Regions from separate parts of the Homo sapiens genome. Here region 2 is linked to region 1. A link is a loop called in an ENCODE intact Hi-C map of the cell type or tissue named here. Cell type or tissue: Calu3. All regions are shown on one strand.

Region 1 (4,000 bases):
AGTTCAGCTTATTAGCACACGTTGAACCTAAAAATCTTATTATTTCTTTTTAGCAGTTCTTTTCAGTTCAAGATGCAATCATTTCTTCCCTGACTAGGTCTACAAAATACCAGCTATCTGTAAGCACGATTACTAGGTAGTTACTTTTCTAATCACTGCTACGAGTTCCCTCTGGTTCTTCTTAATGTCTCTGAGAAAACCATAAACAAACCTGCTTCTGGGTTTTTCCCCACTTTTATGCTTATGTTTGTAGAATCTACTTTTCATCCGAAGCATTATCTGGCCTCCCCACTAATTTACTGTAACATTCACTGTCTCCTGTTCTGGGTTCTTGTAACACTTAATGTCCTTGATGTTTATAAGAAGCACCATTTATTACTGTAATATTTTTGTGTATGTATATCATAATATCTCCATTAGACTGCAAGTTATTTGAAGATAAGGACCAAATCTCATGTTTATTTTCTCTTTCCTTTTCTGCTTTCCCATAACTAACACAGAATCTTGCTATGGCAGGGATAGATTGGCACGTATTTTCTAGCCTGTACTCTTCCTGTCTCTAGGCTAAACACTCCTCTGCCTGTAGCACTGAAGATCTAGGCCGTACTCATAGGTGACACAGCTGGTTGCTCAAGGCTGATTTTTACCAAGATGGAACCTAACCCATGCGGCATCAATTAGATTCTAATTTCTAAAAATAGGACCCAGGAAGGACAATTAGTTTTTGTTGACTGCTCATCCTGAGTCAATGTAAAGACAGAGATGGGGAGGTCATTTACGGTCATGTGGATAGGAGTCAACATGGCATGAGAACAAAAAAAAAAAATGAAGCCAGGCTTCCAAAAGAAACAGAAGTGAGGGGCCATGTGCCGGGAAGTTGGAGAACATAACCTAATCTCCTGTCCTTCTGGCCAAAGCCACTTCCAATCATTCTTTTCCACATATCCTAATTTTATCTTCTCCATAGCACCTATCAGAGTTTGAAATAATTTTTTTTTTTTGAGATGGAGTTTCGTTCTTGTTGCCCAGGCTGGAGTACAATGGCACGATCTTGGCTCACTGCATCCTCCACCTCCCAGGTTCAGGTGATTCTCCTGCGTCAGCCTTCCTGAGTAGCTGGGATTACAGGCATGCATCATCACACCCGGCTAATTTTTTTGTATTATTAGTTGAGATGGGGTTTCACCATGCTGGTCAAGCTGGTCTCGAACTCCTGACCTCAGGTGATTCGCCCGCCTGGGCCTCCCAAAGTGCTGGGATTACAGGTGTGAGCCACTGGGCCTGGCCTGAAATGAAATTTTTAACTTATTTGGCCATGAGTGTATTTTGTGTCTCTCCCTTCTAGAATGTACTTCATATCAGCAATGACTTTGGCGTGTTCACTGCTGCCTCTCTAGCACTTGGACCAATATGCCTAACATAGCCACACTCAATCATATATGTGGAATAAATGAAGACACGAATAAATATTTAAATGAATTCCTCTTTCTTAGAAGTTTAAGGGACTTGGAGCACAGACCATGTTGATATATTCAGAGGGAAAATCAGAACACGAGGTGTGACTTGGGACAGGGGAGTCACAGTGGAAAGTTCTTAACCAGGCTGAGGTTACACAGTGGTTTGGGGAAATAGAAGAGAAAGAAGGAACAGGGAAAAAGAGGTCCCAAAAAAGAGATTGGGAGGAAATCAGAGAATAAGCTCTCCATTTAGAGATTTTGCTGTTTGCTGCCCTTGTACGACAGCAGGTAAAGTAAGTGCCTCCAAATAGCCAGCTGCCAGGATAGCCTGAGAAAGGGGTGGGAAACAGGGGCTGGAGAGAACAGAAGACTTGGGGCCTTTTACAGCAAGTGCAAACTTTCACACCTGTCGCTATAAATCAAGAGGTTTATGGGGCGGCAATATTTACACTGTAATTAAAAAATCATAAAGCAAGCACCCTTTCAGGTTGTGGAAAACAAAACTCTCAAGTTCTACAGCAGCGGCTGTTAATCAGTTACTCCTAACGATCTGCTGCCCAGATTGGGTGCTTACTCGGCCACAAACAGCAAACAGGACAATGGGAGAAAGTGGGATTTGCACACGATAACGGCTTTCAGAGGTGGCTAGGACTTGGCCAGAAACCTTTCAGTTTACTGCATAGTCTCTATTGGAGCTTGGGAAAATATTTTCTGTGAACCTAGTTGGCAGCTTAGGTTTCCTTCTCCCCTGTTCCCATGTGGAACTGAAGTCCATTTACTAAGGTGAGTATGGTGGCAGTATTAGGCACTGTGGGTAGGGTTAGTGGCAGACACAGAATTTAACATGGGGGAATAACTTACCTATGGAAGTGGCAGACCCACCACATGCACCTGGAATTGCAGACCTGAAAACTGGGCAAGCTGAAGTTCACCTCAGTCTTTTTGGTGTCTCCTGCCCTTCTGGTAGGTCTTCTTTCCATCCAGAGGCCAGGCCCGCCAGTTGCTGTTGGGCACACAGAACAGTCCAGGCCAGTCCTTCAGGCTCCTGCCTGTTTCTGCACCCTTTACCGCCCTCTCATTCCCCTCCACCTCATTTCAACCTCAGGGGCCTTCTTTCAGCTCCTGGAAGGAATGGTGCTGTCTCACCATCAGGGCCTCATATGCTTTCTGCCCAGTATTCCCCTGCAGCGTTCCTTCTCATTTTTCAGATCACTGCCTTAGAATGGTCTGCTCTAAATTGGAGAAGCCATCCCTGTTTTTTATCCTTTCTAAATTTGTTTTTCATTGATACATAATATTTGTACAATTCATGGGGTACATGTGATATTTTGTTACACGCATAGAATGTGTGATGATCAAGTCAGGATATTTACGATATCCATTACCTCGAGTGTTTATCGTTTCTATGTGTTGGGATAATTTCAAGTCCTGTCATTGTCTTCCACAGCACTTTCCACAATCAGTGATGAGATACTCATGCTTTCACTTTCTTCTTTTTCCTCACCGTGTTGCTCAACCATGGCATGGCTCTTTCACACACCCCTGAATATACAAGGCCTTGCACAGTGTCTGGCATATAGAAGCTTAATTTACACTTGTTGAATGAATGAATGAATGAATACCAATCAATTGTGCTTCCCAATTTGGCTTTCCAAGTTTGACAACTGGGATGAAATATCCAGAAAGAATTTGTCCTTATTTTCTTTCTCTGTCACTACCTAATGTGGTTTATACAATATATAATTTTGTTTCCTTCCTTCTCTAACCCTCAAAGTGGAAATTCCCACTATTGTGGGAATTTCAACAGCTGTACGTATGAGGAGGAAGGTCACATTTTGGCAGGCATTAATTTACACCACACGGCAAATACTGTCGGACATGGTGGAAGAATTCCTGGCCTTGCTTCCAGTAGACCTGATTTTGAATATTGCCTTATATACACATTAGAGTAAATCATTGCACCTCTATGAACTTCACTTTCCTTATCATTGCAATAAATACAAAATGAGCTATCATTTAAGGAAATCTTTTGCAAATGATCAAGAAGACATAATTATTTCATCATTTTTATTCCACTGATCATAAGGTTCTCCTGCATTAGGCGGTGGTCTGGGGTTCCCTGTATACAATCTGGGGTCATGAAATTCACCTCCTTTCCTACCCTCCTTTGCCACCTGGAGTAATCTTCTCAACTTGTGCCCTCTGTGAGGACTCTCCCCTGTTTTCATCCACTGGCACTGTGCTTTTCCTTTGGCCCTGGCCATGTGATTACTTGTAGGAGGATGCTTCCAAGGCCTCTGAGAGTATCAGTAAAAGTGCTAACCCTGTCACCCTCCACTGTTCTTGTTTCTTGGGTTGTATTCATTTTATTAGCAAAATACACAGGCCTAGTGAAATGTAATAGACTTCTACCTCCAAAGATAATTAGAAGCCCATTTATTTGCCAATTCAATGAAAAGGCAACCACAAAAGGAAACCAGCTTTTATCAGCACATGCTCACAGCTCAGATCCCTGTGGTGTTGTGCTGCTCTGGCACTTGTGA
Region 2 (4,000 bases), 97 kb after region 1:
CCCAGTAATGGGATTGCTGGGTCAAATGGTATTTCTGGTTCTACATCCTTGAGTAATTGGCACACTGTCTTCCACAATGGTTGAACTAATTTATACTGCCACCAACAGTGTAAAAGCATTCCTATTTCTCCACATCCTCTCCAGCATCTGTTGTTTCCTGACTTTTAATGATCGCTATTCTCACTGGTGTGAGATGTTATCTCATTGTGGTTTTGATTTGCATTTCTCTAGTGACTAGTGATGATGAGCTTTTTTTTCATATGTTTGTTGGCTGCATAAATGTCTTCTTTTGGGAAGTGTCTGTTCATATACTTTACCCACTTTTTGATGGGGTTGTTTTTTTCTTGTAAATTTGTTTAAGTTCCTTGTAGATTCTGGATATTAGCCCTTTGTCAGATGGATAGATTGCAGCAATTTTCTCCTATTCTCCAGGTCTTCCAACCTATTTTTATATAAATTTAAGTTCTTGAATTTGTTGTTTTTGTTTTCGGTATTGACCTAATTTTCAATTTATGTTGACATGCAGTCTCTATATCTATGTATGTACATATTAGTTGCTTAGAAAACAGAAACCATGTCTATTCCAGATTATATATTTTCATAGTTTTTAGCATGATCACATTTCAGGAGCACACACAATGTTAAATATAGTTATGCCACTTTCATTTTAACTGCTTCTATATTTTACTTAAAACAAATTAATAGATCTATTGTTTATTACTATCATCATGTAGTGTGAACATGCCATTCTTATTTTATGTAAATATCTTGTTGAGATATTTTTCTCATTCATGGTAATCAATACTCAATGAAAAAGAAGTTAGATTTAATCAAATCATGCATCATTTCAAATAAAATAATTACCTATTTATGAGTAATGTTATGTCAGTTTTAAAAATATCAACTTTCTAAAACCAAAATTACAACACTTAATTGAAATTTCCTAGGCTAAGTAAAAATTTCGGAAGTCACACAAATGACTCTCCAATTTCTACTTATTCCATAATGTTTTTCCACACTGAATGGAGAAGTTGTTTGTAATTACAAACATTCCCTAGTGGTGGGAGAGCAATTTCATGTGATGTGTAGGGATGAGGTCTCTAGAGCCAGGCTGCTTGAATGTGAATTCTGATTGGTCGCTTAATATTTGTAAGACCTCAAGCAATTCATTTAACAAATGCCTTAGTTTCCTTATCTGTGAAATGGGCATGAAATAAATCAGTATGTGTGGAATGTGAAGAATGGAGCATGCCACATAAAAAACCTTCATAACTGATACCTATTACTCTTATTAAAAGGTCTTTTCACTGCCACTAATACCAGTGCATTTGCTTCATTTCCTCTGGTAAGTTTTATCTTTGAAGAAAAAAAAAAAAAAGCAAAACAAAACAACTTCTCCACTTCCCCATGAGTCTGCACCTCAAGAATGTTATTTTTAGACAAACCTACTACACCTTTAAGAAGAAAAAATGGTAGACCAGTTAGATATTACATCAGGATCTAGTCTTAGTAATTGCATTAATGTATCTACCCTTTAATTCTAACATCAATAGTAAGATCAAAAATTGCCATTAATATACACCAACTCGACAAAATTAGAAATTAGATCCTCTTTCCAAAGTCTAAGCAAGTTTCTGTCAAACAAGGGAAGCTATGTTAAAATAAGATCATTGTTATGACTCCTAGAAAGAAAATAAAACATCCCAAAAAATCAACAAACACAACAAATAAAAATCATCATACATATATATGTGTGTATATATATATTCATATATGTGTATTTATGTATAAACACACATGGGTATTAGGAGAATCTATGACACTTGTAACATAAGTCTTTAGGATAGGATTAAAATATTATTCTTGTTGACATTTTGGGTATTTCTACACATGGTAAGAAAAGATTCAAGAATTTGGTTTGAAAAATGCCCAGGTGTTAATGTGCTAGTTCAGTCAAGCATGCCCTGGAGACCTAACCTTCCCCCCACCACCCCAGGGATGCAATGCTGTTCTGGTTTAGTGGGTACCACCATTAATGTGATCTTTACAGAGGTGGCCTGAATGAGTTATCACTACAATGCTCTTGGAATGAAAAGCACCACATCAGTACTTATTGTGCTTTGCATTTTTTATGATTCAAATCTTTTACAAGAGATGAGCAGCTCCTAAAGATATTAGAAGAGTGGTTTATAAATAGGAAGTGGCCATAGTTGCAATTCATTGGTTTCTGAAGAGCTCTAATTGCTACATGAATATTTTTATCTCGGAAATGTTAATCGAAACATTCACTAAATAACAGAAAAAAGGCAAGACTATAAATAATAATGCTACTTAAGGCATATAGAGTTACTTTTAGAAAACTTGAAGGTATAATTTTGTTTCCGTCCTACAGGAAGACTAATAAAAATAAAACCCTCTCTCAGAATAGACCATTATTGCTTACGACATCTGTGTCCACATGTTGCTCCAAAAGCAATGGCCACTGATGCCTCCATCTTGGCGTGGGGCATCCCACGTTGGCTGCCATTTTGTGTTTCTTCCTGTGTAACAACAGGCCAGCAGCCTATATACAGCTGTTTTTATCAGCTATAAAAGATAATTTTGCTGTATTAACTCCATAAGTTTGATAGAGCCAGCAAGACTTCTGTGGCATAATAGCTTAATTTTTCATTCTAATAATAACTGCCTGCCAGTTGAAATGAATAGGAGCAAAAACAAACATTCCTATTCTATAACATGATCCGTGACAGATGTACCACTTAGGAGGCCCTGGGCAGGAAAGGCCCGTCCCCCTCCAATTCTGCTCATGGCATTAAAAGCATGAACACTAGGGAGAAATTCTGACAGGAAAGGAACTCACCAGAAAGTGGCCTGGCTGTCCCACACTTAAATCCACAATTGGCTGGAGGCCTGATTTAAGATGAGGCACATTTTAGATCTTTACATAGTGCTGTGTTTTTTTCTCAGTCGCAGTCTTCTTCAGCTTTGAAGGTTCCCTGGAAAATTCTAGTCTATTTTCTTCCCTCTTTTTTCTTTTCTCCCCCACCCTTCTACCACTATATGCATAAAAAGTGAATAATTCAATTATTCACCTGTTTGTATAGATTTTTTGGTTGACAACTTAAAAGTGTTTCTTCTTAAATGCCAGGACAAATCTTGATACATTTAAGTGAAAATAAGGTCATGCAAGTTTGTGCCAACAAGCTACTCAGGCTTTATGTAGTTATCGATTTGTCTACCTAATGAGACTGAATATCAGCAAATTGTTTTTCATTCTTTATAAGAGAGATCACTTTCTGGAAGGAAAATTTAGTGAATTCCAATGCAAATTTACTATTTTGAGAATGCAGTGGATTTATTTTCATCAATAAATCAACATTTTCATTTACTCTTGTTCTCCCTTCCGTTTTTTTTTGCAAATGATTTTGATCCTTCATCCAAGAAAGCTCAAAACCTTTTAACTCTCTTCTTCATTAGATTATCACAATAATTTTTCCTTTCCTTTTTATATGTTTTTCTATATTTTCAAGGTTTTCTAAGAGAATATCTTTTGCTTTTTAAATTGCAAGTGGAGAGATTTCTAGATATATAATTTTTAATATACCTTTCAAATTATTTAACAACTTAATGTTATACATATGGAAATTTACAAAAGAATACCTCAGCATAACTGATAGGTGAACTGTGCACAATCCCATTTTACAGGAAACAGTACTAAGCTGGGAAGAGGATAAAGGATCATGTAGAAATCCATTGTTTTAAAACACCTGTATTACAGAAGAGGCATTTTTTCTTGATGATCTTGAAAAGTTTATACTTCTCCTCATCCAGTCAGTATTAATATTAACCACTTGTAATGATACCATAAAAAGTACTTCCTTAGAAGGTAGTACCAAACACAATTTTCTATGCTTCTTTTTTGAACTATTTTTCCAAAATAATTTCGAACTCACAGAAAAATTGTAAGAACAGTAGAAGAAACTTCTGAATATTCTTTACC

What was found. A loop is a pair of places that touch in the nucleus more often than their neighbours do. Peaks named below come from ENCODE experiments on the same cell type or tissue, not always from the same donor. Only the 100,000 strongest peaks of a DNase experiment are listed, where the experiment ranks them.
Region 2: a loop joins it to region 1, with 2.0 times the contacts of the local background. A loop is called at or near these places in 1 of 110 quality-filtered maps.

What each region holds. Positions count from the first base shown.
Region 1 is chr2:67,035,938-67,039,937 of GRCh38, forward strand. No RefSeq gene overlaps it. Among named protein-coding and RNA genes, the nearest start is that of LINC01828, 49 kb to the right of the region's middle. In Calu3, no CTCF peak of the experiment used is centred here; a DNase peak (open chromatin) is centred at 2,004.
Region 2 is chr2:67,132,592-67,136,591 of GRCh38, forward strand. The region is part of intron 1 of LINC01828 (long intergenic non-protein coding RNA 1828); the gene reads left to right. The region is part of intron 6 of LINC01829 (long intergenic non-protein coding RNA 1829); the gene reads right to left. Among named protein-coding and RNA genes, the nearest start is that of LINC01828, 48 kb to the left of the region's middle. In Calu3, no CTCF peak of the experiment used is centred here; no DNase peak of the experiment used is centred here.